Regions from separate parts of the Homo sapiens genome. Here regions 1, 2 and 4 are each linked to region 3. The links are chromatin loops, found by intact Hi-C in ENCODE. Cell type or tissue: endothelial cell of umbilical vein. All regions are shown on one strand.

What was found. A loop is a pair of places that touch in the nucleus more often than their neighbours do. Peaks named below come from ENCODE experiments on the same cell type or tissue, not always from the same donor. Only the 100,000 strongest peaks of a DNase experiment are listed, where the experiment ranks them.
Region 1: a loop joins it to region 3, with 14 times the contacts of the local background. A loop is called at or near these places in 38 of 110 quality-filtered maps.
Region 2: a loop joins it to region 3, with 17 times the contacts of the local background. A loop is called at or near these places in 8 of 110 quality-filtered maps.
Region 4: a loop joins it to region 3, with 5 times the contacts of the local background. A loop is called at or near these places in 8 of 110 quality-filtered maps.

Annotation. Positions count from the first base shown.
Region 1 is chr22:45,643,210-45,648,209 of GRCh38, reverse strand. All of the region lies in intron 1 of LOC105373069 (a long non-coding RNA gene), which reads right to left. LOC105373068 (a long non-coding RNA gene) reads left to right here. Exons shown (of 3, transcript XR_938309.4): 3 at 105-656. Among named protein-coding and RNA genes, the nearest start is that of ATXN10, 26 kb to the left of the region's middle. RefSeq lists silencers at 2,173-2,242, 2,253-2,542. In endothelial cell of umbilical vein, a CTCF peak has its summit at 2,457 (motif pointing left); no DNase peak of the experiment used is centred here; H3K27me3 peaks cover 783 bases.
Region 2 is chr22:45,575,884-45,580,883 of GRCh38, reverse strand. It overlaps FBLN1 (fibulin 1), which reads right to left. Exons shown (of 17, transcript NM_006486.3): 16 at 3,776-3,907. Among named protein-coding and RNA genes, the nearest start is that of LINC01589, 27 kb to the left of the region's middle. In endothelial cell of umbilical vein, a CTCF peak has its summit at 2,700 (motif pointing left); a DNase peak (open chromatin) is centred at 2,673.
Region 3 is chr22:45,829,589-45,834,588 of GRCh38, reverse strand. The region is part of intron 10 of ATXN10 (ataxin 10); the gene reads right to left. Among named protein-coding and RNA genes, the nearest start is that of MIR4762, 72 kb to the right of the region's middle. In endothelial cell of umbilical vein, a CTCF peak has its summit at 2,870; a DNase peak (open chromatin) is centred at 3,518; H3K27ac peaks cover 209 bases.
Region 4 is chr22:45,728,573-45,733,572 of GRCh38, reverse strand. It overlaps ATXN10 (ataxin 10), which reads right to left. Exons shown (of 12, transcript NM_013236.4): 7 at 3,983-4,148. Among named protein-coding and RNA genes, the nearest start is that of MIR4762, 29 kb to the left of the region's middle. In endothelial cell of umbilical vein, no CTCF peak of the experiment used is centred here; no DNase peak of the experiment used is centred here.

The sequences.
Region 1 (5,000 bases), 190 kb after region 3:
TCTTCGCTGGTTTGGCTCCTCCCCACCCCCAGTCTATTACAAATCCTCATGAATTATTTTGTCCATAACATTTCTAAGCTAAGTGTCCTTCTTTCCAATTTCAGAGCTAAAACCATGCCCAGGAACTGGCGTCCCAAATCTAAACAGTGAGGCTTGAGAAGCGGGCTGGATTCCACGGTGCGCAAGTGTGCAGAGGACATAAGCCGAGAAGAGGCCCTTGGAGAGGACAGAAATAACAACATCGTAGGCAGACAGTTGTGGGTTCTGCCAGTCACGCTTTCGCACAAGTCACAGCACTCAGCCTCAGTAAGCAGAGGAAAATAACAGAAAACAAAGTTGGAAAGCATGGCTGAGGAGAGGGAGATAAACCGAGATAAATCGTGAAGAGTGGTTGAAATAAGCTACCGACAGGCTTGACCCGCAGCAGGTGCCTGATTCTGCTGGTTCCCAGTCCAGCCCCAGCTCAGGTGCACAAGGCGTCCGGGGGACTGCCAGCACTGCACAGCCCTTTCCATACCTCCTGGATGGTGACCTTTACCTCCGTTCCACCGTGGCCACCCATACCCTGGGCCTTTGTCATCTCTCGAAGGTTCCAACTGCACTCTGAAATCCCACTCCCTGACTGCAGCTTCCAAAGCTGCCAGGAAACTGCCAGCTTCCAGGCCAGCCACTCAACAGCCTCCAAGACTCACTTTCCTCATCTATAAAATGGGGTTTCTAATATCTGCTTTGCCCAGCACACAGAGCTGCTGGGAGAATCAAATATGATTATGTATATGAAGATACTTCACGAATGATGACATTCTAGTAAGCTAGCAAATAGTTGTCCCAGCCATACCCACTGCCAAATGGGCCACTCAGGAGATCCAAGGAGATCACTCTGCCGCGAATGCTATTTTATTCATATCATTCAGGACCTTCATGGTGGAGGCTTGTTGACATTGGCTTGTGGTTGAGAGGAGCTCCGGAGTCAAGCCGTCTGTGTCCAGATCCCTGCCTCAAGTGCTACCAGCCATGTGAGCTGAGTGCATTATATAACTTCAGCATGACTCAGCGTCCACTTCTGAAAGATGGGATGGACGATGGTGACAGGGTCATCCCATTGGGTCATTGTGAGCATTCAACGAGAGGGCATAGGACAGTGGCTGGTAAGTGCTCATAAACCGTTAGCCGGCCGGGCACGGTGGCTCACGCCTGTAATCCCAGCACTTTGGGAGGCCAAGGCGGGTGGATCACCTGAGGTCAGGAGTTCGAGACCAGCCTGGCCAACATGGTGAAACCTCGTCTCTACTAAAAATACAAAAATTAGCCAGGTGTGGTGGTGGGCACCTGTAATCCCAGCTACTTGGGAGGCTGAGGCAGGAGAATCCCTTGAACCCAGGAGGCGGAGGTTGCAGTCAGCCAATATCACACCATTGCACTCCAGCCTGGGTTACAGAGTGAGACGCCATCTCAAAAAAAAGAATAAAAAAACCTGTTAGCCATTATTATGATCACACTGTTCACAAGTTCACCCCACTACCAAAAAATGGCCACATTCCACCCACTCCCCACCAACCAAAGGCACAAGCACCTCTGTCATCTGCTCTCTCAGGATGGTCACACATCTCGATGGCCTGGACCATGAGCCAAGGGTGGACGTTCATCCAGAATGGCCCTCGCTTTCCAACTTTGTTTTGTTATTTTTGTGCTGTATAAAAACCCCACTGCTGCAGACACTACTGCCCAAACAAACTGTTGAGTAATTAATGGTTTGACCATTTTTCAACCTCGGCTTCTAGGAGAGGAGACATTTGTACACGACCTGGGATGTCAGGAAACAAGACCAAGGGCTTGAAGAGGGTTGGGGCAGGTCTCCCGGCTGCCCCTCTGCAGCCAAAAGCCTCTCATTGCTCCCCAGATGTCTGTTTCTGCCCCCAAGCATAGCCCATGCCTTGCCCCGCACCTGGGAGGCTCTCTAGCCTCTCCCCGTGGGCCCTGCCAAGGCCTCCCTCCAATGCAATGCGAGTTGCCACTGCCCTCAGGCCCTCTCCAAGTTAGAACCCCACACCCAGCCCACATTTACCCTGTGCGTGGACACACACCTCCTTGCTTTCTTTACCTTTATGATGAGCGCAGTGATTGGTTTTGAACACGTTTCCTCGTCAGGGTTGTGTATGTTGTAAAGCTGTCTTGTGGCCGGGCGCGGTGTGGTGTAGGGTGTTAAAGTGGGGAGATACTCGCTCACAACCTGGAGCGTGAGAGGGCGACAGGCAGGGGACCGCAGAAGGGAAGGGGGGCGCATTGCGGAGGCGGGGGCGGGGCGGAAAGAGGCCAGGGGCCGTTCAGCAGGTTAGCATGGAGCAGGGTGAGACAGTGCTGGAGGAGGAAACGCGCCCGGCGAGGAGCCGCCGCGTCCCGGCCCTGCCAGCCGCCATTCGAGGCCGCGCACCGCCACCTGCTGGGCGCCCGGGGAGGTGCCGCCTAGCCGCACGTGGGTCCCAGGGCAGGCGCCACGCAGCAGCGGAGTCCACCTGGGCAGGTGCGGATCCCCGGGCTCGCCTCCCCACCTCGGAGGGAAGAGCCTGACTGAGGACTCTGGGTCCCAGTCCCAGCTCAGACACCGGCTGAGAGGCTTCCGTGACGGTCAGGTCGGGAGAGGGCTCTCCTGCCTGCCGCACGTCCTGTGAGTCCGTTTGTTCCTCTGCCGGCCCCAGCCCCACCGCAAGCCCCCTGCCTCCGCTGCTCTGCCCACCCTCCCTGGGCACTGGAGTGGGCCCTGAGGAACGGCAGAGGCCCATCTGCAAAGCTCTGAATACCTCTCCCAACCGCAGATTAAATGGCACCCACGGAGGCCAAGCTCTCAGCAAGCACCGCGCTTGACTGCTCCTCTGGGTGCCCAGAAGACCATCGGTCGGTCTGTTCTTCCGAGGAAAGAGGCCCGGACCTTGATTCAGGATCCTCGCCCGGTCTAAACATACACACTTTGGGGACTGGGAGCTGAGCGGTTCTTCTAGAAAGGTCTCCTTGTTCCTTAGTCAAAATACAGGTTTGCCCCGTTTGTTCTTGCTCAGCCTTCTGAAACAATCAGAATAACTTTTTTCGTACGATGCCTACAAACAGCTTTAATGTTCCCTGTAAATATTCATTCCGAGCTAAGTGTGCCCAACTTCCTGCATTCTTTAGAGCAGTGGACAATTTCAACCGAGGACGATTTTGCCCTGCAGGGGACATTTGGCAATGTCTGGAGAACTTTTGGTGATCTACCCGGAGGAGGGAGACCACTCCTGGCGTCTGGTGGGGAGAGGCCCCCGTGCTGCTAAGCATCCTAAGGTACATGGCGTAGCACCTCCATCCCGCCACACGCACAACAAAGAATTGTCCCACCCAAAAGTCAACAGTGCTGAGGTTGAGAAGTCCTGCTTGAGAGTTCTGAGGTTTTTTTGGTTTTTTTGTTTGTTTTTGAGACGGAATCTCGCTCTATCACCCAGGCCGGAGTGCAGTGGTGCAATCTCAGCTCACTGCAACCTGTGCCTCCCAGGTTCAGGCAATTCTCCTGTCTCGGCCTCCCGAGCAGCTGGGATTACGGGCATGCGCCACCACCCCCGGCTAATTTTTGTATTTTTAGTAGAGTGGGGGTTTCACCATGTTGGCCAGGCTGGTCTCGAACTCCTGGGCTCAAGTGATCTGCCCACCTCGGCCTCCCAAAGCGCTGGGATTACAGGCTTGAGCCATCGCAACCGGCCTCTGCTTGAGAGTTCTGAGTCTTCTCAAGGTTCTGGTCCCTTCTGTAGATACTCTTCATGCATTCATGTTTCTATCGCCACGGGGTACCAACTCCAGGCCAGCTCCCACCAGCCTGGACATCGTAAGTTCTAGACACCAGGCGTCTCTCAGTGGAGCCTAACAATTACATCAGCCTTCTTAGCAATGCTTTGCTCATATGATCAGTATATCTTTTTTTTTTTTTTCCGAGATGGAGTCTCACTCTGTCACCCAGGCTAGAGTGCAGTGGCGGGATCTCAGCTCACTGCAACCTTTGCTTCCCAGGTTCAAGTGATTCTCCTGCCTCAGCCTCCCGAGTAGCTAGGATTACAGGCGCATCCCTCCATGCCTGGCTAATTTTTTGTATTTTTAGTAGAGACAAGGTTTCACCATGCTGGCCAGGCTGGTCTCAAACTCCTGACCTCGTGATCTGCCCCCTCCTCGGCCTCCCAAAGTGCTGGGATTACAGGCGTGAGCCACCGCGCCCGGCCGATCTGTATGTCTTTAATCAGTGTTACGGGCCAGGTGCGGTGGCTCATGCCTGGAATCCTAACATTTTAGGAGGCCAAGGTGGGCAGATTGCTTGAGCCCAGGAGTTCAAGAGCAGCTTGCACAACATGGTGAAACCCCATCTCTATGAAAAATTAGCTGGGCATGGTGATGTACACCTGTAGTCCCAGCTACTTGGGCGGCTAAGGTGGGAGGATCGCTTGAGCCTGGGAGGTCAAGGTCGCAGTGAGTCATGATAGCGCCACTGCACTCCAGCCTGGGCGACAGAGCGAGACCTGTCTCAAAAAAAAAAAAAAAAAAAAAAAAAAAAATCAGTGTTTTGAACAGAGAACTTAGAGGCTTAAATATGCATGTGATTAAATAAAAGACATATATTACCTAGAAAAAACAGGTATTATTCTCACACAGAAAAACGTTGGGTAAAATAAACATTCCTATTGGATGGATTCAATTTTAAATGATTCCTCTTATACAAATTTTGTTTCAACCATTCCTCTTAACAAAGAAATGGCGAAGCCCTCCTAAAGCCCTCCAGAACAGACTGAACAAAGGAAAAAAGATGCTTGTCAACTCAAATATGAAAGGCCTGCTCCAAGCTCCCCTAATTATATCTTGGAAGGGAAGCTTTGTCCTATTGACATTCGGGATCATTTTTCACAAGCTCAGGTTACTCCCTTGAAGATTTTTAGGAAGTTTCATGATATGGAGACATTGTTGAAAAATTGGCTGCTTGACTTCTGCCAGCA
Region 2 (5,000 bases), 250 kb after region 3:
ATCCCCGCTAAGAACGGGTCTTTCAAGGCTACATTAGAGGACGACCCGGCCCTTGCAGGTTCTTAGTGGACTCGGGGCATTTCTCCCTCTTCTTCTGTTACTCTGGGAGGACTGAACACGGCGAGCCCCGGGGCCTGTGCGCTGATTGTTTTTCTGGGACATCCAAACTCACAGCAACTTAGCCCACCACAGCAGCAGTCAACCCTGGGCTCCGGCTCTGGGCGGGTGTGGTGTCTGGGGAAGACCGGGCTCCAGGCCCGCTCTGGCCCCAGCTCTGAGTGGCCTCGGGCAAATCTCTTGCCCTCTCTGGCTCTCGCTCTCTCCTTTGTTAGAGGAGATAATCCCACCGTGTCACAGGGTCCTGGCGATGATGAAACCCTGGCTCCTGGTCATCACAGGTGCTCACTAAGTGTCACTCCCTCACATGCAAGGACACTCAGCTCGGGCCTCACCTCCTCCAGGAAGCCCTCCTGATCCGGTGCCCAGTGTCCACACAGGGCATGGCCTAGAGCAGACAGGTGTTCAGCAAGCACCGTGAGTAGGCGGCGTTCCCTGCCGTGTGCTGCAGGCAGCACAGAGCTGCACGGGGCTGCCCAGGAGGCTCAAGAGCCTCCCACGCTCCCCACCAGGAGCAGCAGCCCTGGAAGCCGCTTTCTTCCTCTCCACCACCATGAAGGGTTTCTGCCTAAGTCACTGCTTGAAATCAGAACTGCACTGCTAAAAACAAGTCGGAAAACATCCCAGGCCCTGCAGTTTTTCAGTTGCACAGTCTCAGGCGGTCATTTAACTCAGCTCCCTCCTTTGCCCAAGGGAGACAATCATGACCCGTCGCTGGCAGTGTCTGTGAGGACTGGGGAATGCGGGGGTGAAGGTGCCCAGCAACGGTAAGGAGCCGGCAAGGGTTCAACCCCACGTTTTCAGGGCTGCTTCAGGCTGGGCTCGAGTCCAACGGTGGAACCATCTATTACCAGGTGGACAGGCCAGGAGCCGTGTGCCGGGATGGCTGCCCCTAGGGACCAGGAAGCTCCCAGGATGTATGGAAGTTATTCTGGGCAGAAGAGGAGGGAGAAGGAAGTAGGGATATGGAAGCCCAAGGAGGAGATCTCAGACAGAGAAATAAGATCAGCGCAGTGGGGACAGAGACAGGAGCCAGCCAGCAATGCAGCCTAGGTCCCAACACGCAGGGCTTGCCTCCCTGGTCTCAGTCTTCCACCTGAGATGACATGGGCACCAGGTCAACTCCAGGAGCCCAGCCAGGTGGGGCATCCTGCACACAGACCGAGGCGTGGAAGAGGCAGGGGCCTCCCCAGCACACAGGGCTACAGGCACGACAATTCCAAGGGCCAGGCTGGGGCCCTCCCCCACGCAGCCCCAGCCCAGAATTCCAAAGACCAGGGCACCCGTGACCAACTGTGCCGGGGGAAGCCGCTGGGTCCTTGTGGCCTCATCCACATTCCGTTCCCAGAAGCCCGCTGCCGGGACGGCACCTGTGATCATCTCTCATACCCTGGGACTCCTTTCCATTGCCCACTGTGTCCCTGATTCACTGTAAGAAGACTGGCAAGCCCCCTCGCCCTTCCGGGCCTCAGTTTCCCCTCCTACGGAAGAAGGAAGGGATGGTCTCTAGGAGCCTCCAGGCTCTGACATGCCAGGATTTTCTGCCCCAGTGGATGGGAAGCTGAGAAACAGACACTCCCAGGTTGGTTCTGTCTGGAGCAGATGCAGCCAGAGAAAGGCGCTGGTGGGTGCTGGTTCTAGGCCCAGCAGCTGCCCAACCTCTTGGCTTGGGTCACCCCAGGAAGGATGTAGGTGGGAACTAAAGACGTAAAACCTGCCAGGAGACTTCCCCTAAGAGAGCCTCCACAGGCCATCAAGGCCTGTCTCTGTGCATGCCTATTTCGGCATCATATTTTGATGATCTGATACGGGGTGGCTTCTCCCTGCTGCTGAGATGCAAAGTCCTCAGGGGCTATGTGGCATTTATCCATCTCTGTATCTGCAAGGCTTAGCCCAGGGTCAGGCACAGGTAGAGGCTCAAGAAGGGTTCAGAAACGGAAAGAATGAGTGAGTGAACTAGAAGGTCCTAGGATTCCAAACTCCCATGTTCCAAGATCTAGAAATCACCTGAGGGCCATGTCCCAGCCACAACTGCAGGCCCAGCATCAAGCACAGGGCTGGCCCCTTTGGGGCGGGGGGCGGCTGTGGGCCAGTGTCAGGGTGCATACCCCACCCACCCAGTGGGACAGGACAAAGCCCTGACCCAACCCCCTCCCTGCCTGCCCTCCTGCACAGGGGCCTGAAGGACCCTCAAGGCTGTCTTCATCTAAACTCTCATTTCACAATGGGGGAAACTGAGGCCCAGAGTGGGGAGTGACTCAAGGGCAAGCAGCAAGTTTCACAACTGCCGACAACCAAACCATGCGCCTTCCCCTTGGAATCACGCGAGGGCTAATGCACCATTAATTGTAATTAACTAATTATTCCTGCTGCCAGCTAGCGCAGGAGGAGGCTGGGGTGGGGAGCCCCCCAGTGACTCAGTCATGTTTACAACATGCAAACCCATTTAAAAGCTTGTAAAGGTGCTATAAATGGCTCTTTGGCAAGACGGGAATAACGATTCCCTTTCTCCAGCTGCCAGTTTTAACAACCGTCGGGTTTGAGGCGCAAAGACTGAGCGTCCAAGGTCCAACAGCGCCACCTGGAGGCCAGGCTCCAAAACGCTCTGCTCTGTGCGCACTGCACGCTCGTGGGTTCTGGTTAGGACCTCCCGGACTCCAGCGCCTAAGGGACTAGGAAGCCCACTCCTCCCAGTTCACAATGGGGAAACTGAGGCCCAGGGGAGGTCAGGGACTGTCCGTCCGTTGCTCAGCTGCTTTGAAAGTGTTCAGAGTATAAATCCGAGTCCAAAATGGCAGATGCCACCGTTTTCATTTCCCATGACTGTAAATCTTTTAAAATGTGACAGTTCAGGAGAGGGGCTGTGAATGACAGAAACAAGCGTGCGGAATGGAGTGGGCCTGGATATTTTTTCACACGAGTAGGTTGTCATTAAAGCCCGTTCCTAGCCAGGGAGGGCCCTGCCCCCGCCTGTAAACATCTTCCCCAGCCTGCACCCACCAACAGGACTTCCACAGTCCCCTCATGCCCCAGCCTCCCTTCACGCTCCCCAAACACCGGATCTCCAGGGAGAAAGAGCAGTGAGCTCCCCATTCAGATGGGCTGTGCACACAGAGTGGCCTTGGTCCTCTTACCAACTGATGCGTAGGGAGGGGACGACTACTGCTCAAGGCCACATGGCGAATCCAGCTAGTTCCAAGGCTGAGAGACCAGAGCTCAGGCCCTCTGATTCCTACTTTGCTATCCCTCCCATTGCACCCCAAGAATAACAATCCCCTTAGCTCCCACCGACCGCGGGACTGTGCCAGCCCTCAGGACAAGCACTTTACTTGGGTGGTATCATTTGAAATTCATGGTTGTGAGGCGCAGCGCTCTCTGGAACCCACCCATGTTATAGGCAGGGAGACCGAGACCCAGAGGGGTCACCCAGAGAGTGGGTGGCACAGCTAGGGTCAGATCCCAGGCAGGATCCCCCACTCTGGCTGTTCCTCCGGCCGAGACCGATTGGGAGCTGTGGTGGCCTCGGCGCTGGGCCCTGAAGGTTGGGTGGGCTTGAATTTGGGGAGGGGACTCAGATGGGAGTTGGGCTGGGCCAGAGAGGGTTTCGGGGTGGAGGGGGAGGGGTGCCTGGATAGAGCTGATATTCCCAGCCACTCACCCACGGTCATGCCGTCCATGTAACGCTTGATGATGTCAAAAGAGTCCCGCAGGTTCCCTTCCGTGATGTCGAAGATGATGTTAGCCTGGCTGGCAGGATGCGGTGGCGTGATGGCCCGGAGGAAGATGATCTCTGCAGAGGCACAGAATGGAGAAGGGCTCAGCACAGCCTGGCCCCAGCCCCAGTCCCAGCCTCGTCCCCAGGAACTCACCCTTGGGGAATGAAGACCTAACCCAGGGCCCTTTCATGAGACAACATCAATGAAGCCAGAGATCCCCTGTGTGGGGAGGGTGGAGGGGTCTGGACCTTCCTATATCATAGCCCATCCCTGTTTTATAGCAGGGGAAACTGAAGTCAGGAGAGATTTTGGATCTTCCTCGGGGACACAGAGCTAATCAGAGGAAGGGCTGGTGAGAAGTCATCAGTCACTGTGCATATTCATGAAGGTGGGGACCAGAGGAGGAAAGCGAGTGAGGGGACAGAGGGAGACAGCAGAAAGGCCAGAGGGGTGGGCTCCTCTCCCATCTATAGTGCCACAGGTCAGGGGGGCCACCCTGAGCGGTGGCCTGGGTTCTCTGGGGGGTGTGTGTCCATCTCCCAGATCAGACAGTGAAGCAGGGCAGCCCCAGCTCTGGGCTGTCTTGGGGGAGTCCTCTCTGTGGGCCTCAGTTTCCTCACCTGTAAGGTGAGGAAGGAAGCCGGCGGAGACCCACTAAAGGTCCTTTCAGCACTTAAGGTCAGGGTGTGGATTTCCTGGGCCCAAGATGCTAACAGGTGTCCCAACGGCACTCGGCTCCCTGCGATAACCAACACTCAGATCGGGGCTGGCCGGAGAGGCCACAAAACCAGCCACTGGGGATTTGGGAAGGATTTGTATGTGGTTTGGTGAAACCCCATCATTTTGCAAAAGGCAAATACCAGTTAGTTATTTTCTCTGACCCAAGTCTGTGCCACCCTGTGACGATTCAGCGTTATTCCTTTTCGGGAGGAGCAAACCTAGGGGGACTGGGACTGGGGACGGCTCCTTGGGCAACCACGTGCTGAGGGAGCCTCTCCTCCCCCCACCCCCCCGCATGGTTGTGTCATGGTGTAAACACTGGTGTCCTCGCGGCTGGCTCCGTTGCATGCCTCCCCTGAGAGGGTGGGAGGACCCCTTCTTATCACCATGTCCCTAGAGCCTGACACAGAGGGGCTCCGTCCACGGCTGCTGAATGAACTCATCATG
Region 3 (5,000 bases):
TAAATGCATGTGGATACACAGCCACGATACAATGTCAGCCTTCATGCTGCAGGAGACAGTTGTGGGGGAGCAGCATTCTGGGGACAATAAACTTCTAAAGTAAACAACAGTGCTCAGTGTCTCCACACACAACCCGGGACACTGCCAGTAGCACACCGGCAGAGCTTCACTGCCCAGATGGTGGCAGGGGAGGTCCTAACGATAGGGGATTTATGAATGGGAGTCAATGGAAACCCAGTAGAAACCGGGGAAGTGTCAGGCCTCACCTGCCAGGTAAAGAGGCTGTTTACCAAGTACCTGGTGATCTTTGGGATCAGTGGCCAGATAATAAGCTGGCCCCACTGAATTTCTGTTCCTGGAACACACTGCCACTCTCAATGCAAGCAAAGCTTTGTACAATTAAGTGTCTCTCACATAAGCCAAGACTGAAAATGAGATTGTCAGTTTACCTTCATAAAATAGTAACACGAGTAAAACTAATAAAGGTAACAGCATCAGTTGTCACATTCCAGGACACAGGATGTGCCAGGGGCTGTTCTAAGTGTGAAAGCATTCAATCCTCACAAACTCTCTATGCGGTAGATGTTCGTTACTATCCTCATTCTACTGATGAGAAAACTTAGACACAGAGGCGAACATGGCCAAGGTCCCGCAACTGGATGTGTTCAAGGTGGATTTGGAAGTAGGCAGTCAGGCTCTGGCATCCGCTCCCCTGATCGCGATGCCGTATCGCTGCTAAGTGTGCTCTCGCGACCAGTCCATCCAGAGAGACCTCTGGAGGGCAGAGCAGTTCTTCTTCCGGGTTGCTATGACTGCACGTTTCTGAGCTATGCCTACAAACCAGTACAAGGAACGGTAGGTTTTGTGATACATGAAATACATCCCTTTCTCTTCAAAGAAATCCCAAGTGATAAACTTGCAGATACCAGTCAGAGTAACTATCTCTGCAAAATACCTTTAGAACTAGCTAATAAGCTAACAATTCAAAGTGAAATAAAAATTTGGAGCAGAAAAAGTAAACCCACCTAAGTTATAAGACATTAGTGTTCGTCTAGCACTGTTGATATTTCAAAATTAATGAAGTACAGCCAAGGATCAAAAATAGTTCTAAGTTAGAAAGGATTAAATGAAGAACATGAACAGGGTGGAGCTTCTGGCGATTTAGAACAGACAAGACCCAGCAGGCCCTGAGGAGTCAAGGAGCGCTCTTATGCTGTACACACCAGTGTCTGGGCATCTGGTAGCACTTGCTCCAATGGCATTAGTTACCATGGCCATCCTGACCTGCCTCCTCACCCCACCTCCCCCGACGCCTTCAGCAGCTCCCAGGAAGTCGGTGGTCAAGGGTGGGGAGGGCTTGCAGGGTGAACAGGGACAGATACCAGATGCGTGCGCTTCCCAAGGACTCTATGATGCTGCAAAGTCAGCACAGGAGAGAGGTTCTCATTTCATGCTGTCTGCTTTCACTTCTAACAGTAATAGGTGACTCAAGAGTTACCTGCAGTCTGATTGATTTCTTTCAACAAGGAGATCTCTAATTCTAATTTGTCCTCATCAGGGGAAGAGCACTACTATATCCATTTAAAGTCAGGACAACCTTCAGCAGAAAGGTATAATACATAAATAACTCCAACATTCACTATAACACTTTAGACTATTTAAAAGCCAAGTGGTCATGCTGGTGACACTTAGTTCTAAAACTCTCCCTTGACGCGTATCTCTCTAAAAAATTTCTGAAGTACTGAATATTTCATTTTGGGGAGAAAATTCATTGAATTACAGAAACTTAATACTTTAACACTGTTTTCCTCTTTTCTATGAACAACACACCTCTTGATATTTAGACTGGCGTTGGAGCAAGGGATTTAGATATGAACAAAAATTCAAACTGTTAATCTTACATCTGAATGTCTCTCAAAAATTTAATCATGATCTATTCATTCATTTAATAAATACGAAGGCAAAATGCTCAATACTGGTAAGACAACAGCTAACAGGATAGTCCAGTCCCTGCCCTTGGGGCGTTTACATTCTAGCACTTGCAGAGGCAGGCCCTAAACCAAAAAACAAAGTCTGAAAGGGGTGACAGAGCATAATTACAAGAGGACAACTTGGGGAAAGAGGGGAGTTAGGGAAGGCCTCTCTGAGGAATTAACATCAGAGCTGAAACTCAAAGGATGAAAAGAAGCCAGACCCCTGGAGAGCTGAGGAGGAGGGTGCAGATGGGAGCAGGCCACACAGCGCCTCCACATGGAGGAACACTGATGAGAAAAACTTGTATGGCTGGGAAGAATGAGTGAGGGAGAGTGGATAAAAAGAAGCAGAGGTCAGTCAAGGCCAGCTCCTTCAGGGATTCTTAGGCTATGGTAAGGAGCTTGCTGTACTGCATTCTAACACAATGAGAACTCATCGAAAGAGCTGAAGTAGAAAAATTAAGAAGCTCTTGTGGGCAGCTGCGTGGAGAGTGGAACAAGGGAGCAGGAGTCCATAATGGTGAGAATAAAATTTTGGAATAATACAGACTTGGGTTCAATTCTGGCTCTGCCACTTTACAAGCCGCACGGCTTTGGGCAATTTACACAACTTTACCAAGGCAGTTGTTCCACCTATGAACTTGGACAGGTGGTGGGTACAGGTGACGGAAGGGGGTGTTTGCCATGTGCACAACACACTCAGTGCACCTGAGAGCCATGGGTACAGTGGAGCTCCAGCACAGGCTCTGGGTGGGCTTAAAGGCCACCACGCTCCTCTATCAGGCACGTGACTTCACATCCTTTCGCCAATGAGGGGGAGACAAAATGATCTCTCAATATGTCAAACGATAGTACAGAAAAGTGATTATGTTCTTGGGCCTTGTGGGCAGAAAGTTGAGGTTCAAATTGCATTGCTGTTCCACTGCCGAACAGCTGGTGGCCCTAGCCAGTTATAAAACCATTTGCCTAAATTCCCTCCTCTATAAAATGAAGATAAAAATATTGTTTCATAGGATGGATGCAAAGATGAAATAAGATCACAATGCCTGGCATGAAAAGAGGCACTCAATGTCAGATATTACTGTTAAACAGACAGAACTGTTTGCTTTTTTTTGACCCTGAAGAATGATTAATTAGAAAACTATTTTGTGCTCAGGCCCCTGATGAGGATCTGAGACATACAGGAAAAGTCTGAGGTACAGTTGCTGCCTACATTTATTTTTCTCCAAAATTTTTTTTTTTTACTGTGGTAAGGTACACGTAACATAAAATTTCGCATCCTAACTATACTAAAGAGTACACATTGGTAGTGTTAAACGCATTCACAACGTTGTGTGTCTATCACCACCATCCATCTCCGCAACTCGTCTTGTAAACTGAAACTCAGTCCCCATTAAACAGTAATTCCCTTTCTTCTCTCCCCTCAACCACTGGCAAGCACTCTACTTTCTGTCTCTGTGATTTTGACTACTCTAAGTACCTCTTATAAATAAGCTGACACGGTATGACTGGCTTATTTCACTAAGTGTAAGGTCCTCAGGGTTCATCCATGTTGTAGTGTGTGTCAGAACTGCCTTCCTTTTAAAGCTGACTCATATTTCAGTAAATGTAGAGGCCACATTTTGTTTATCCACTCATCCTTTGGTGGACACCTGGGTTGCTTCTACCTTTTGGCTACTGCACATAATGCTGCTAGGAACATGGTGTACAAATACTTCTTTGAGACACTACTCTCAATTCTTTCGGGTATATACCCAGAAGTGGAATTGCTAAATCATATATATAGTAATTCTATCTTTAACTTTTTGGGGACTTGCCAAACCGTTTTCCACAATGGCTGCACCATTTTACATTCCCATCAGTAATGCATGGGAGTTCTGATTTCTCCACATTCATGCCAAGACTTGTTTTTTTTTTTTTTCTTGTTTTGTATAGTGGCTATCCTCATGGATGTGAGGTGGTATCTCATTGTGGTTTTGATTTGCATTTTCCTCATGATTAGTGATGCTGAGTATATTTTCATGTGCTTCTTGGCCATTTGTATATCTTACTGGAGAAATGTGTACTCAAGTCTTTTGTCCATTTTTGAATGAGGTTGTTTTATTGTTAAGTTTTATGAATTCTCTATATATTCTAGATATCTATCCCTTATCAAATAAATAATTTGCAAATATATTCTCCCATTCTGTGGATTACATTTTCACTCTGTTGAATGATTCTTTCACTCTGTTGAATGATGCAAAATATTTTAAAATTTTCATGTAGTCCAATTTATCATTTTTCCTTTTGCTGTCTGTGCCTTTGGTATCACATCCAATAAATAACTGCCAAATCCAATGTCATGTGAAGCTTCTGCTCTGTATTTTCATCTAAGAGTCTTACATTTAATCCACTTTGAGTTAATTTTTGTATATGACGTTAAGTAAGGGTTCAGTTTCATTCTTTTGCACCTGGATATCTAGTTTCCTTAGCACCATCTATTGAAAAGACTGCGCTTTCTCCACTGAATGGTGTTGTCATCCTTTTCAGCAATCATTTGACTACATTTGTGGAGATTTATCTCTGGATTCTCTATTCTGTCCCACTAGTCCAGATGTCTGTCTTCATGTCAGTACCACATTGTTTTGATTATTGTAGCTTTATTATAAGTTTCAAAATCAGGAAGTGTGAGTCTTCCAGCTCTGTTCTTCTTATACATTGTTTTGGCTATTCAATGTCCCTTGGGATTCCATATGAAGTTTGGAATGGGTTTTTCTATATCTGCAAAAAATTTCATTGGGATATTGACATGACTTGCATTAAATCTGTAATTGCTCTGAGCAGTACTGACATCTTAACAATATTGTTTTTCAACACATGAACATGCGATGTGTTCCCGTTTATGTCTCCTTTAATTTCTTTCAGCAATGTTTTATAGTTTTCATGGTACAAGTCTTTCACCTCCTTGAGTAAGTTAATTCCTAAGTATTTTATTATTTTTGATGCTATTATAAAAGGAATTGCTTTTGTAATTTCCATTCCGTCAGT
Region 4 (5,000 bases), 100 kb after region 3:
GTAGAGACGGGGGTCTCACCATGTTAGTCAGGCTGGTCTCAAACTCCTGACCTCAGGCAATCTGCCCACCTCGACCTCCTAAAGTGCTGGGATTACAGGTATGAGCCACCACGCCTGGCTGAAACTTTGTAACTTTATGTTTCACTGACTTCAGCTTAAATAATTTTTAACAACAAAGCAAGCATTATTTGCGTAATACAAAAATTTAAGCCCTTAATATGTGGAAAAAATACACTATTTATTGTAGAATATGTATTAAATATGTATTATGTAATTAAATATGTAATACCTACTGCATAACAGGTACTACAGTATGGCCTAACCTGGGGTTGCAAAGATTAAAACAGAATGCAAATCCCACAACCTGGCAACAATTATTGTAATATATGGATATCAGAAAATACAAAGCTAAAAGGAATGTTTTTTGAGCTTTCAGAGAAAAGGCAAGGCTTGCTACAAGTGAACAAGATTCTGAACTGACAAAAATATATCAAAAACTGGAAACAAGTATACAAAATATATCAAAAGACAGGAATAAGTACATTAACATGAGAACCCAAAACTATTTTTATAAAGAAACGTATGAAGAAAACCTTGGGATTTTAAAGCCAAACAATTACATAAATTAAAAAACACATGCTATAAATACAACTGTTTCCATTCTCACTTTTCAGTCATAGCATTGAGAACTTTACTGAATATCTATCTTGTCCTAAAAAGATCACCAATGAGTAAATGCAGTGGTTTGGCAGAAGAATGGCTGGGGTGGAAGAGGCAGGTGGAAAACCCTGATTTGTAGCATTTGCTGGTTTCCATGGCACAACTACTTCCACCATGGATGATTTCAAGGTACCAACAATTTAACAATCAGCTCACAAATTTCTAAGCACTTAATAATCAACTCTTAGAAGTCACCACAGGCCAGCTCCAGTATAGCACTTGGTCTTTGGCATATTTAAATACTGGCAAAGTGGTCCTCTTTTAAAAAAAAAAAAAAAGTATGACATATGTGCATTAATACGCACAAGTCATAAATGTATAGCTCAATAAACTTCCAAAAGTAAATTAATTTGGCTTTGCAAAAGAAAACTGCCTACAATTTTTTCTTTTTTTTTGGAGACAGGATCTCACTCTTCCCCAGGCTGGAATGCAGTAGCGCAATCACAGCTCACTGCAGCCTCAATCTTCTGGGCTTAGGCAAGCCTCCCACCTCAGCCTCACCGGTGGCTAGGAACACAGGCACACACCACCACACCCAGCTAATTCTTTGTGTTTTTTTTTTGTACAGATGGAGTCTCCTTATGTTGCCCAGGCTGGTCTCCAACTCCTGGGCTTAAGCAATCCTCCCACGCCTTGGCGTCCCAAAGTATTGGGATTACGGGCATGAGCCACTGTTCCCAGTCTACAACTTTCCATTCCATTAATATATAAAAATACTTCCCATCTTAGAGAAAAAAGTCCAAAGGAAAAATAGAAGTTTTCCTAAATATGAAAAGTTACACCAGGAATTTCTCACTACAATACTGAAATCACCTATATTTTAAACAGAAGTGCCCTGAAAAGTTTAAAGCTGTGATCTGTCTTTTCTCTGTCTCTTAGAGAATTTTTAAAACTTTTCTTAAGCATGACTCACTGCTCCTCCTGCTGGAAACAAAGGCAAATCTATCTCCAGAAAGTAAACGCAAGCCCCTGAATAAAGACCTTTCTTTCCTATCACAGAAAATGAGAACTAAAGTTAACGAAATGATTAGTAAGATCTAACATGGTCTATATGACAAAGCACAGAAAATCAATATCAAAATGGTCCTGAACGAAAGTATATTCACAAAAAAGGAAATACACTCTCGTGGGCGAGCAGTCATAGCCATGAGCTGCATTTACAACAGGAGTTAACAGTTTCACAGTATCGGATCACATTCTCTACATTCCCGCCTGTGGACAGTGGATGAGTATCCACTCTGGATTCCAATCCCTCTCCTCCAGTGTTGCCCATTTGCCAACAGTGATTCCAGCATCAATTACTCCCTCTCTACCTGACCATTCATATCAGCATACAAAGGAACTCTCTATCATCTTTTATTGTTTAAATCAGCTTTATTGAGGTATAATATACATGCAATGAAATACACCCATCTTAAGCATACAGTACAAAGTTGTGTCAAGGTATACAGCTAAGTGCCACATTCTACTATCCAGAAAGTTCCCTCGTGTTCCCCTGCAATCAATTCCACTCATTCATTTCCAGACCCAGGTGACATCTGATCTATTTTCTGTCATGACCGATATATCTGGCCTGCTACAGAATCCCACGGAAATGGAATCAGCCAGCATGTTTTCTAGTCTGTCTGGCTTCTCTCCCTCAGCACTTCTGAGATTCTTCCCTGTTGTATCACAAGTGCATCCCTTTTTACAGCTGAGTGGTCCAGAGAAAGAACAATTCTAACTTTATGACAGAAGAAAGGGAGAATAGATAAAAACAGGAAGTTCTGAAGTAAAGACAAGGGATAGAGAATTAACATAAGCTCCCTTCCACGCCCTGATAAAACAAGACCTGAATGATCTAAGGTAGGCTTAAGGAGAATAAAAAATAGTTTAAATAATTAACCAGGACAGTATACCACTAGGAATCTCCTATAAAGAAGAGAAGAAGCAAACTGTCTAGAAAGCAGTTTGGAAGTATGTATCAAGAGCTTTAAACATGTGATATCCTTATACATAGCAATTTCACTTCTAAGATTATGTCCTAGGATAACAGCTGTGGAAATGTGCAAAGATGTAACTATAAAGGCATGTACTACAGTATTATCTAAAATAAGTAGAAATAAGAACAACCTACTGCCAGATGTGGTGGCTTATGCCAGTAATCCCAGCACCTTGGCAGGCCGAGGCAGGCAGATCACATGAAGTCAGGAGTTCAAGACCAGCCTGGCCAATATGCCGAAACCCCGTCTCTACCAAAAATACAAAAATTATCTGGGCATGGTGGTGGTGTGCACCTATAATCCCAGTTATTTGGGTAGCCAAGACAGGAGAATTGACTGAACCCAGGAGGCAGAGGTTGCAGTGAGTCAAGATTGTGCCACTGTGCTCCAGCTTGGGCGACAGAGCAAGGCTTTGTCTCAAAACAAACAAACAAACAACCTAAATGTCCAACTACAGGGATTTGGACAAATAAATAGGAAATTCTTTACTTGAAATGTTATGTTGGCTTTTTTTTTTTTTTTTTTTGAGACAAGGGTCTCACTGCATCACCCGAGCTGGAGGGCAGTGGGGCAATCATGGCTCACCGCAGCCTCAACCTCCTGGGCTCAAGTGACCCTCCCACCTCAGCCTCCCAAGTAGCTGGGTCTATAGGCATGTGCCACCATGTCCAGTTAATTTTTGTATTTTTTACAGAGATGGGGTTTCACCATGTTGCCCAGGGTGATCTGGAATTCCTGGGCTCAAGCGATCCTCCCGCCTTGGCCTCCCAAAGAAGTGGGGTTACAGGTGTGAGGCACCGTGCCCAGCCTATGTTGGCATTTATTTAAAAAGACATTTACAATGTATTATTTATTTATTCATTCAGCAAATACTTGTTCAGTGCCTACCATATACATAGTACTATGGACACAACAGTCAAAATTTCTGCCCTCCTAGAGCTTACATTCCGAAGAAAAAATGGGAACCTGCAAACAGAAGGCACAGAAAGGCTCCACTTTTAATAGATACATATGTGCACATGTCTACGTCTGTGTGCATGTATCTGATGTCATCTGTCTAGAAAATTAACCAGAATTTGCCTAAGTCATTGACTCTGGATGGTAGGAATAAGGACACTGTTTTCCCTTATCTAAATTTTCCAACTATTCTCATATATGGATACATTACTTACATAATATTTTTTAAAGCTTTTAAAAAAGAATTCTCATACAGGACTTGGCTGAGTTAGAAAATCTGTCCATTCTCTTTTACCCGAGATTGGGAAATCTGCCTCCCTTACCTCATCATCAGGAGGCTCCTCAGAGGCCAGCTTGAGCACAGTCTTGCACTGATCCACAAAGGTGCTTGCAATCAACTCAGCATGCCGCAAAAACACAGGGATGTCATCCTTGGTGAGTGGCTCATCACTCGTTATCTTGGCTATCATAAGGTCTAACAGTGTAACTCTGTAAAACATAAAGGATTTCTGCATGAATCTATAATACTTAAATTATACAATGCTAAAAATACCTAGGAAAGCAACTTTAAGGGAATATTATTATTTTAAATTCCTTACCTTGCTTCTAATGTCTAGCTAGGAAAAACATGAATAAAGTTAATCTTCATCAATCACCTATTTTTTAAATTCTTCATTTCTTTGATGTGTCTTGGCCACAGAAACTAGAATTGCTTAATGCACCTTTTATGTCCATTACTTTCAACATTAAAATAATTGGACATTTTAGACATGCTCAGTTTTTTGTATGAACACATCGACGACACTAGCAACAGCAAAGTGAAACGGGCTAACATTCATTCACCATTTTCTACGGAGCTAAGCATGTTACACACATTGTATCACTTAATCCTCACAAAAACTCCATGAGGCAGGTACTGCCATTAGTTTCACATTAAAGGTGGGTAAATAAGGCTTGGTGAGGTTAATTAACTTGTCCAGTGTCACAAAACCACTGAGAGTCTAAGCTAGGATTCAATCTGTGCCCTGAGCCAGGTGCTTTAACCACTCATTTGGTAGTCTTTACTGTGAAACTTTACTATTTATTTTAGTTTACACAAACACAAATCTGAAGACCAAGACTGTGCCATTTTTACATCAATATATAAGTTACCAAATAAATATTTCTTTTCAACCATCTCTTTCCTTCTCCTAGGAAAAATGAATCACACATAGGTCAATCTGTCTAGCATAAATCAATTAGCACATTTGCTCAAAATTACATTTTGATTTGGGATTATACGTATAATTCTAATTTCTATAGAAGACAGGGTACGAACATCTAAACTGCTTATTAGCAAAT